Regions from separate parts of the Homo sapiens genome. Here regions 1, 2 and 3 are each linked to region 4. The links are chromatin contacts, found by Hi-C or POLR2A ChIA-PET in ENCODE. All regions are on one chromosome and are shown on one strand. Each heading gives the region's core, a stretch centred on a gene start or an enhancer-like site at or near the end of the contact. The rest is flanking DNA. Distances are from core to core; before and after follow the strand shown.

Region 1 (2,700 bases), core at 139-2,638, 640 kb before region 4:
ACCTTTTAAGTGGAAAAAATGCACAAATACATGTTCTTCCTCAATCTCCCAAAAATAGTTTGAAGAATGTAAAAAAATTTCTGATTTAGTAAAAAATTAATTCAAATAAGCTTCTATAACACTGTCAAGGTGCTGTATAAACCTAGGAGTAAATTTTGTAAGCCATTCTTGATTTTGCTGTTGTGGTTGTTAAGCTGAGTTTTCTTCCTTAACTGCTACCAAATACATAAACAGAAAGAGTCAAACGCTAGTGCTATTTGATGATCAAACAAACACACCAAAGAGGGCAAAAGTTTCAAGGGTAATTCTATTGTTCCTCTAATTGGAGTCACAGAAATACCTTGAGGAGGGTCCAAGGTGAGATGTAGAATGGCGGCACTAGTATTGTTTATATGTGCAATTTATCTTTTAGAGTGTATGGCACCAAAAATGGTTCCCCAGCACCATTTTAGCAAAGCTGCAAGTTCAAACATTTTAACATGCCTGAAAGAATGTGATTCATGCATAACCAACTTTTCCTGCATTTGAGTCATATGTATAAATAACATAAAATATAATTATAAAGTTTTTGATATCCATAATGTTATAAGTGTAAGAATTTAGATAGAATAATTATGTTTTATTTTAGAAATTCCTGTTTGTAAAACTGAAATAACTTTCTCACATGCATTTAAAAATAAAACCATGGCAAACACAATAGAAATGTAATTATAAATTCAAGAGTCTTGTTGCCCCTTTCAAAGTTTAAAGCTTATAAATACAAGACATTTTAAGAAGTAAACAGATGGTTGTTTCTGAAACTTAAGTATTTCATTTTTATGTAAGAACAACAAAAAAAAGTACATTAGAAATGATGTAAGAATTTTATAGAAAATCTTGTCACTGATATTGAACTTAGTCAAAAATAAAACCATACAATGATGAAAGCTGAATGATTCAGCTCAACTTATAATCAAGTTTTTATGGAATTCTTTCAACTTCATCTTGCAAAATGTCCTTGTGAAAATCAGAAAACAACAAACAAAAGAGGGTTCTTTATGTTTGATTGTAAAACTCCAATTACCATTTTAGTTGCTAGTTATAATGTATCATTTAAAAAACAAAACTTACTTGATCTGTCCCATAAGGCAGTATGTTCAGAGAAATGAAGGCTGTCATTTTCCAGAGCTGTTTTCTGATCATGTGCAGTACCTTTAGAGTGTCTATGAAATAACCGGCTAGCAAAACCTTCCAATTTCTGAAGAGCTGTAGTTGTACCTGTATACTGGTTACAAGGTGGTTCTCTATAAGCTGCCATTCATGTGCATTTACACTTTACTTAATGTAACTGCAAATGTTTCCAGAAGGAGCTCACAACTTCTTACACAGAAGCTAAGAGCTATGCATGTGTCAAACTTCCTGTTTGCAGGGTATTCAAACCACTACTGCTGTTCTGTTTCCTGTTAATATAAAACAGCACATTACTGAGCTTTTCTTAGCAAAACACTTTTCAGCTAGAGTTGAGGATTTTAAAAACTTGCAATATCTGCCTAAAAGGCTTTATGTTTGGGTGTTTTAATATTAATATATAGGCTAATGAGAGCATTAAATATAAAGCTTTATATATATAGTAGGCTAAACATTCTTTAAAAAGAAAACTAGTTAAACATGTATGACAAGTCTATGCAAACAACTGAAGGCCAAGCTGTCCTCCAAACACAACATGCTAAAGACAGGTTGTATTTTTTCTAGGAAATCAACTAATATACAGATTTTATGAATCCTTATAAGCAGCTAACTTTTCATAAAAAAAAACTAGTATGAAATGGGTATGAAAAAACTCTTGCAAAACAAATTTATAACACGTATAAATAAAACAATGTGAAATAGCACTTTAAAAAATTGAATGTTTCTAATTCATTGATTTAGGCCTAATACATACAGGAACTACATACACTTAGTATGTCAGTATTGCTTATCAAACTTATAATCTGCTGACATATGTCTATTACCAGGGGTACATTTTAAAACATTCTAAAATTTGAAAAGAACAAAATACAAGATTTAAATTATATAAAATCCACCATAGCAAGAAATTTCAATTGAGAGAAAAAAGTTCCTTCTAGTTGGCTGAGACATGTTAATTTTAAAACCTTACCACTGAAGACTACTACTTACCTAAACCCCTGATTTAGTGATCTCACTTAGAAACACCTCTCTATTTTTTTTTAAACGTTGTTTCACTCTGTCTCCCAGATTGGAGTGCAGTGGTGCGACCTCTGCTCACTGCGACCTCCGCTCCTAGGTTCAAGCGATTCTCGCCCCTCAGACATCCGAGTAGCTGGGATTATAGGCGCGCACCACCATGCCCGGCTAATTTTTGTATTTTCAGTAGAGATGGGGTTTCTCCATGTTGGCCAGGTCAGGAGTTGTCTCAAACTCCTGGCCTCAAGCGATACGCCCGCCTTGGCCTCCCAAAGTGCTGGGATTACAAGTGTGAGCCACCGCGCCTGGCCAAAACATCTCTTTTGATTAAAAGTAAGTAAAACTTGCCTTGTCAATTTTCAGGAAAGAAAGTAACCTGTGGCATTTAACAAAAATTTTGAGTACTTGTTTTTTTGACACTAAAGGATAAGAAATTTCCGTGGTTCTCTTTGGAAGCAGAGGGGAGGGGAGGGAAGGGAAGGAAAGGAAAGAAAGAAAAAGGTCTATCTAAAACAA
Region 2 (2,700 bases), core at 97-2,596, 590 kb before region 4:
AGTAGATGCAAGGTACTGAGGAATAAACTTCTATTCCATGGAAAACCTGTAGGTTTAAATAAATTTGTTTACAATAGAAAAAGGGTTCCAGAGGGCTCTCTGGAAAGGACTGGGACATAGGCAGTTTGACATGTGATTAAAAGCATTGGTTCTACATACAAATGGCCACAGGTATATGAAAAAATGCTCAACATCACTAATCATGAGGGAGATGCAAATGAAAGCCATCTCACCTCGGTTTGAATGACTATTGTTAAAAAGACAATAGTCTTTTTGGATGCAGAGAAAGGGAACTCTCATATACTTTTAGTGAGAATGTAAATTAGTACAGCCATTATGGAACAGTATGGAAGCTTCCTCAAAAAACTAAAAATAGAAGATATAATCCAGCAATCCCAATGCTGGCTATTAATGCAAACGGAAGGAAATCAGTATATTGAAGAGACATCTGCACCCCATGTTTATTGCAGCACTATTCACAATAATCAAGATATGGAATCAACCTAAACATCTATCAACAGATTAACAGAAAAAGAAAGTGTATATATATGTATATAAACAATGACCTACTATTTAGACATAACAAAGAATGAAATCCTGTTATTTGTGGCAACATGGATGAGCCTAGAGGATGTTATGTTAAGTGAAATCAGTCAGGTACAGAAAGAAAAATACCATATGTTCTCACCCATATGAGGGAGCTTTTAAAAGTGGAGCTCATACAAGTAGATAGGAGAATTGTGGTTATTAAAAGTTGGGAAGAGAATTAGATAATTGTGGGTTACTACAGATTAGAGAGAGGTTAACTGATAAAAAATCACAGCTAGATAGGAAAAGTAAGGTCTAGTGCTCCATAGCACTGTATGGTGACTATAATTTACAATAATTTACTGTACATTTTCAAGTACAAGAGAGGATTTAAATGTTCCTAACACAAAGAAATGATAAATGTTTATGGTAAGGAAATACTAATTACCCTGATTTGATCATTACACATTACATATGTATCAAAATATTACTCTGTATCCTATAAATATGTACAATTATTATGTGTCAACTAAAAATAAAAGGGAAGGGGAGAACACTAGTTCTTACTGGCTCTGTGAGGTTGGGCAGGTGATAGAATTTTTCTACTTGTGTTTCAGTTATCTGTGTTATGTAACAAACTTAGTTTTCAAACAATCACCATATTTTGCTCACAATTTTCTGGGTCAAGAATTTGGGCAACACACAGTAGGAACTGTTCATCTCTATACCACAATGTCTGGGGTCTAAGCTGGGTGGCTCAACAGCTGCGAGAAGCTGGAACAGCCCAAATGAGGTCATAGGTCTGCTGGCTCACTTCACACTGTTTGCTGAGTCACTCTCTCATCTGTCTTCAGCTGAAGGCTGGGCTGACTAAAAGGCCCATGAAATAATTCACCTTATCTAGTGCTACCAATCTCTCTCTTTCTTTCTCTACCCCCCACCCCCACACCCCATCTCTCTGTCTCTTTCTCTCTAAGTGGCTAGTTGGGCTTTGAACAGCATGTTGGTCTCAGAATAGTCAGACTTCTTGCATAGCAGTTCGCTTAAAAGAGGACAGAGCCTCAACCCTGTAACGGATCTAGCATCACATCCACCATATTATACTGGTTAAAGCAATGAGAAACCCAGCCCAGATTCAGTGGAATGAAGAAATATGCTATGCTTCTAGATGAAAAGGGTGGTTAAGAATTTGTAGCCATCTTCACTTTGTCACAGAATACTCCTCCATTTTCAAAATATACTTTACTCCTTCCAAGACCCCAAGAAGCCTTATCCTAAGGTCCAGGATGTAATCTAAATCAAATGCAGGTATAGATGAGGCCTCTCAGATCCAGTTTCCTGAGTGCAACTCCTCATACTTAGTTTCTCTTAATCTAAAGACTTGTGAACTAAAGAGACAAGTTATCTGCCCAATACACGATGGTGAGATAGGAATAGAAATTGCAATGGATACTCCCATTCAAAAAGAGGGAAAACAAGAGGTATAAACACTCCCTCATCAATAGCAATTCTAAAGTCCAGTTGGGCACATGTCACTCATTCCTTGATTAGTCCTGAGAGTAGTTCTCCTTGTCTCTTAGCTGTACTCTCTGGCTTCTTGGCTGCCCTCTCTCAATCATTCTTTCACATGAAATGGCCTATGTGAAGAGGTGAGTAGCTTTTCAGCCTGCTTCCTTTCCACAGTAGGTGAGGGCCCGTACACTTTTTTCCTTATTAATTATCTCTGACCCTTTCAATCAACATTAATACAATTTCTTTTAAAACTCTGTGGGTTTCTCATATTATCAAATTCTAATATATTCCAAGAGACAAAAAGCCACATCCACATTCCCTTTGGAGAGGGCTTTCTCTACCTTGGGCCTCACATAAGACTGCTATGGGACAAGTCCTTAAGATTTCTAAAAACCCCAACTGTCTAATTTAGAGTAACGTGAGCCACACACAAGATTCTCTTTTTGCATTTTTGTTTTCATTTTTTATTTTTTTTGAGATGGAGTCTCGCTCTGTCGCCTAGGCTGGAGTGCAGTGGCGCAATCTCGGTTGACTACAACCTCCGCCTCCCAGATTCAAGCGATTCTCCTACCTTAGCCTCCCAAGCAGCTGGGACTACAGGTGCCCAACACCACGCCCAGCTAATTTTTGTAGTTTTGTATTTTTTTTTTTTTTTAGTAG
Region 3 (2,734 bases), core at 188-2,687, 790 kb before region 4:
TATTCTGAATCGGAAACATAATGGTCCCTTTTACAGCTTCACACCAGTTCACGTATGTTTGTTTAAATCTCCAGTTCCCTCGGCGATTGGAGAGATGTGATTAAACCTAAAGAACTGGAGGAGACGGATTGGGGTGCTTTCATCTGTACTGGCACTCCCTGCCTTGACAATAAGCATTTGCAAATGAAATTGAATCCTCGTTGAAAACAAGTGCTGTGTGAACTGGCACAGCTTCTTCTGGGTGCCTAGCTCTCACTTAAGACACTGCAACTCATAAATGAGTCAAAGTAGAGAAAAACAATCCCCCTTTTCCTGCCCCCCTCCCATTATGGGCTTTGATTTGTTTTTTCTTATTGTGTTTGGTTTTTTTTTTGTCCACTCCCCCTTGCTCCTAGATTTTTTCATTGCAATGCAGAAGGACACTTAAAGCTTTTGTCAGCAAGTATTCCCCTACCTCACATTCTCAACGAAAGCCTCAAAAACCCGTCTGTGAGATGGCCATGCTGTGGTAAAGCAGGAAGCTCACAAAAAATGCCAGATAGCCCTTAGCACAGAAAGGTGGTGCTGGTGTGTGTGTGTGTGTGTGTGTGTGTGTGTGTGTGTATGTGTAAGAAAGAGTAGGTAACTCATTAGATTTATGAAAAATCATCAAAACATTTAAGGAGATATTGTAGCATCCATCACTCTGTCTTTTTGTTTAGTAGGATGAGGGCTGTGGAAAATTAAAAGCCTTCCACAATTAATATGCAATTAGCAAAATGAAAAAGCTACGAACAAAACTGCTTTAAGAAAAAAAAAAAAAAAAAAGGAAGAAACAGTCCCGAAACGTGTTTGCTCTTATTCAGCTGAAGCCATAAATTAAATACATTTCCACTCAAATCACTTTATACTTCGGCACTCCTTCTCTAGGGATTACTCTGACATGGCAAGTGCATCATTTAGTATATTCGCAAGATTTTATCACTGTTAGAGAAGTAGATGATTAACAAATAACACTGTAAGTGTGGGATAATTTTCACTCCTGAAACACACACATACACACAAACTTCCAGCTGCAAACCACTTAGATCATTGATAGAGAAATCCAACATTTAATATATATATATAGATATTAGCATACATTCACACACCGTTAGAGAGTAGACAGGAAGATAGTGCTGCTGCTCCATGCTAACAGAATATGATTTCACTTCAGTTGGAAACTGTTACACATTCACCATTTTCTAAGCATCTCAGAAAACAAAACAAAACACTCACAATGATACTCTGCAACACCACACTACATTGTCTTATTATTATTACTATTATTTTCTTTTCTGTGGAAGAGTAAAAAGAAAACCTACCTATAAGCAACTAAAAAATATCATTTTTTATAGGCTTATCAAGAACAGCCAAAGAAACCCCAATGTTTTCTTTCACAAAGTAGGCTGGCAAAGGAATTCAATAAGGAGGTACAATTTGACACAGTGAAATAAAACCAGGCTGGCTCTCAGCCAACATGACGTTAGGAATCACACACAAGCTGCACCAACTGCCTTCTGGTTCATGGCTGACTTTTTAAAGCTACAGTGTGCCTGTTCACTTTTGCTAACTACCTTCAGCACAATTAGTGCAAGAAATGAGTAAGGAGTCCAAAACCTGCAGAATTCTCCCTGCACCTGTCTTGTACAAAGAAAAACAAGCTGTCTCAATAGCTTCTTATTTTCTCCCTCCCCTTCATTGTTGCTGCATGATAGGTCTTAGCTGTTGTTCTGAGCATGAATGTCATGTTTCAAACTATTTCCTTTTCTCCCCAGAGGGAAAAATAAGAGTGAGAAGCCAGTGCTTATGGGCTATAACCAGAGAACACTCGGAAGCTGCAGTCCCATGTTACTCTTTTTTTCCTAATAGAGATTCATGGACAAAGTTCCCAGGGCTGGCTTTTAAGTAATCTCTTTGTGAGAATAAGGAAAGCACTGCCCAGCAGCAAATCCTTTTACTTCATTATGCAGGAAGTAACATATTTCGGAAAGGATGCAAAATAGATGACCAGATCTCCTGAAAACGCCCACATTCTTTTATTTTGGCATTTATCCTGCCAAATGAAGCCAGCAAAAATTCAAACTGAAACAAACAAAACCTTATTCTACAAAACGAAAACAATTAGTTCTGGGAGGTTTAATTTTAACTGTTTATCCCAGTTGGACAAAAAGCATAATTCAAGAAATTTAACCAACACTTACAATCTATGAGTACCCGGTACTATATTAGTTACATATGAATAGAAAGACATTATGCCCACCCCAAAATTCATAGTCTCTCCCGCCATCATCCTAAATACCAAATCAGAAAACTGGGAGGTGGAGCAGAGAGGCTGGGCAAGATCTTTTGTTTAAGTTACCCTGGTCATTCTCACAGTTCCCTTGCTTGGCTTAAACCACTTTTCCAGGAGAATAATCTCATCCCATTAATGTTCTGCACATACACAGAAAACATACATGGTTGCCTCTTCATTGAAATAAACATCAATCAACATTTGGACACTTTTAGGTCAAGATGGTCAACAAAACCACTCAAGACAGGGCACAGAACACAGGTTCCCCAGAAAGATCCTGGAAAAAGTTATCACTTGCTGTAATATCCTGTAGAATTCAGGTAGAATCTGAGGAAAAAGCTGCCTGCTTCCCTTTTTAAAAATAATCTTTTAGGACATTAGGAGATTACCTTTGATCTAAATTTGGAACCTGAATTTCAA
Region 4 (2,807 bases), core at 27-2,526:
GAATAGATTTTTTTTTGCTTACCTTTAACATATTATCTAACCTGAAGATCTACAGAATAAATCAGCTCTCTCCTTCATATAACAGATGTTTAAGTATTTGAAGACATCTAGCAGGACTTGATAGCCTTCTTACCTTTTGGGCACCATTTGTTAGCTCTTTCAACTATACCACTTAGGCCATAGTTTCCTAAAATGTTTCCATCCTTGTGGTTGTTTTTCTGCACGTGCTTCAGTTTATTAGTGCTTCTTGCAACGTATGCTTAGCAAGAAATACTATTCTTGAGGCACAATTCAGAAACACGAAAAGAGATAGCAATATGTTCCTTGGCTCTGGACATTAGAATTCAGTTTGTGCAATTTAAGATAACTTATTAACTTGTTTTGGCATCTCATGACAGAGTTAATTTGTTTTGGGTTTGTACTTAACTACAACTAATTGCTGAAGCACTGTTGGATTCTTCACTCTGGTTGTGTTTTTAAGAAGTTTTGATACAATTAGCCTTACTAGGCTTGTCAGTGACTCCCTAATTATCACATTATAATATATCACTAGAAACCATCTGAAGTCTTGCAAGGCATTGGTCATGGAAAGCATGAACATAAAATTTATCATCCAAACTTGGACTCTTTTGGGAGTAGAAGAGGGTGCTATTAATAATTACTCCAGTGTAAATAGAAACTGACCCAGCCAAGGTCCCAGACTGTGGAAGGATTAGAAGTGGTGTTTATGCATACCTCAATCTAAACTAGAATGGAGTTAAATTTATCGGTTTGAAAACTTCTGTTAACTATGAAGTTAGAAATCACAACTGTTTGACTTTATTTACTTAATTGTCGTTCGTTAATTTAATAGAACTATTTTAGCTTTTTTCCTCTCAATTCTGTCCTTTTCCTATGGGTGGACTTAAAGTATGCTTTATTTGACCCAGATTCCAGGTTGGCTACCACTTATTCTTCAGAGAGAAATACACTCCAAGCTAGCACCTCTGGTTTCTAGCAAGCTTTGCCAGACATCCCTCTTTCCCTGGCAGTTACCTCATGGGGTGTTTTTCCTCTCCTGTGAAATAGTCTGGCCAGTTGAAGTTACTGGGCAAGCATTTAATTAGCAACCATCAGCTGAATGCTGTGCAAGTAGGCTCCACCCATGGTCTCTAAGCTAAAGATCTGAAGAATTCCAAATCTTTCTACAATTCCCTTTGGGTGCAACAAGGAAGAGCCTTCAGGCTAACAGCCAACTTGTCCTCATCTCAACTCAATGCTCATCAGCCATTTGGGAACAGGCAGTTTTAAAACAAAACAAACAAAAAGCGCAATTCAACCTTTCTTCCAAATAAACTTTGTAAAGTATCAGATAAAAAAGAAATGTGTGTGTGCATGTGTGGGCTTTCTTTTTTTTTTGTCTTGTAACTTTCTTCTCTGGATGCTGCATATGAGCTATTTCCTGCCTTGTGGTCAGAGCCAGACTCCAGACTTGCACGAAATCTCAGAGTTTAAAAAGAGACTTGCTTTTGGGTGGAGTTGAGAGTTCGGGGAAGGGAAGTGAGGAGTAAGAATAGCTTTGAAGTCAGATACCTGTCTTCCTGATTCTGCTTGGTATTTTGCAGCAGTCTTACTAATAGTAATTATCTTCTGAAAACGTGTTTATAAGAGGTAAGCTAGATTTGCAGATAACTTTCGAATTAAAATTCATAAAAATGTTGCACAAAAATGTAATTTGTTCCACACCGTGGAAAGTAATATCCTGATTCCCTTTCTCTTCCTTGGCACTCCGAAGACATCAAGGAAACCACATGACCTCCATAATCTCCTCAAATCCTGTTTCTGAGGCCATGGAGACACATATCACAAAAGATTTAAACATTGAACACTAATGCTTTTACGTTAAAAAACATGGACTTCCTATTGAAGAGTCTGAGTAACAGGCAGATGAGCTCAAATTATTTACTTGTTGTTTGATTTACTTTAAGTGTACCAAATGCTTAAGGGCACCTAAGCTCATGTACAAAGGATAAATGCTGCAGCAAAGCTCAAGTCAGAATTCTATCCATCCTGCATGAAGCTGGGCCTAAGAAATTTAATCTTATCTACATTTCCCAAAAAGTGAACACACTGGAACAAAACCTGAGTTTTTGGGAAGTCATAAAAAAAAAAGAGAGAGAGAGAGACAGAGAGGAGACAGATGCATAAATCATAGTAAAACACTCAGCATGGTAACACTGTCCCTCTGGCTCAATTGCAGGCCATATTCTCCTAAATGCCCAGTTGGCAAGAAGGTTCTTGTTATAGCTGCTAAATCTTCCATGTATGCCTCCCTTGATACAAGCAAGACTAAATGTCCCCAACCCACAACAGGGATGATGCTATTATTTCATCATTGGCAAAGCTACCCCTAAGAGATGTATCTTATAAGATAAACTGAATGAATTTTTCAGATTCTGAAAAGACTATCTTCAATGATCAAAGCAGGCAAAGAATGTTTCATATCTCATCCAAGAAAGCTACTGTCTCAGTAGGTCATTTTGAGGCTCAAATTTAACACATTAATGGGTTCAAAGCATTAGTGGGATGGGATGAGTATAGAGATTCAGTATGCTCATCATCACCACTCCCCATATTTACACTGCCCCTCCACCAACCATATATACATAAAGGGAATCTGCATAGACTTGAAAAATGCCTGGTTGCTTTTGGAACAAATTCTTTTGGAACTAGGCTCTAGCTCAACTAGATTTTAAGCAATCCACATCTCATAGAAAAGAACACATTTCTCTGTTAGAGCACTTGCACTCTCTGAGTGGTGACTATAA

What was found. A loop is a pair of places that touch in the nucleus more often than their neighbours do. ChIA-PET counts read pairs that join two places held with the same protein, here RNA polymerase II (POLR2A). Pooled maps may share reads with other maps.
Region 1: a pooled map shows a loop between it and region 4 (4-fold over the local background). The contact joins the promoter of PRKACB here to the enhancer-like site in region 4. A Hi-C loop is called at or near these places in 2 of 37 single-sample maps with no recorded cell type and 10 of 50 pooled maps. POLR2A ChIA-PET finds 5 or more read pairs at or near these places in 1 of 52 experiments (CD4-positive, alpha-beta T cell).
Region 2: a map with no recorded cell type shows a loop between it and region 4 (2.4-fold over the local background). The contact joins two enhancer-like sites. A Hi-C loop is called at or near these places in 3 of 37 single-sample maps with no recorded cell type and 2 of 50 pooled maps.
Region 3: a map with no recorded cell type shows a loop between it and region 4 (3-fold over the local background). The contact joins the promoter of SAMD13 here to the enhancer-like site in region 4. A Hi-C loop is called at or near these places in 3 of 37 single-sample maps with no recorded cell type and 6 of 50 pooled maps. POLR2A ChIA-PET finds 5 or more read pairs at or near these places in 1 of 52 experiments (naive thymus-derived CD4-positive, alpha-beta T cell).

What each region holds. Positions count from the first base shown.
Region 1 is chr1:84,142,959-84,145,658 of GRCh38, reverse strand. PRKACB (protein kinase cAMP-activated catalytic subunit beta) reads right to left here and starts at 1,388. Exons shown (of 10, transcript NM_182948.4): 1 at 1,111-1,388. The coding sequence starts at 1,297. RefSeq lists a silencer at 1,320-1,369.
Region 2 is chr1:84,102,202-84,104,901 of GRCh38, reverse strand. It overlaps a transcript of PRKACB not described here. Among named protein-coding and RNA genes, the nearest start is that of PRKACB, 41 kb to the left of the region's middle. Within about 2 kb of position 1,346, at least 11 of the 41 ENCODE cell types and tissues checked have a DNase peak (open chromatin) inside an H3K27ac peak, as active enhancers do.
Region 3 is chr1:84,300,411-84,303,144 of GRCh38, reverse strand. SAMD13 (sterile alpha motif domain containing 13) reads right to left here and starts at 1,437. Exons shown (of 4, transcript NM_001134663.2): 1 at 1,344-1,437.
Region 4 is chr1:83,507,265-83,510,071 of GRCh38, reverse strand. No RefSeq gene overlaps it. Among named protein-coding and RNA genes, the nearest start is that of LINC01712, 63 kb to the right of the region's middle. RefSeq lists an enhancer at 1,410-1,569. Within about 2 kb of position 1,276, at least 7 of the 41 ENCODE cell types and tissues checked have a DNase peak (open chromatin) inside an H3K27ac peak, as active enhancers do.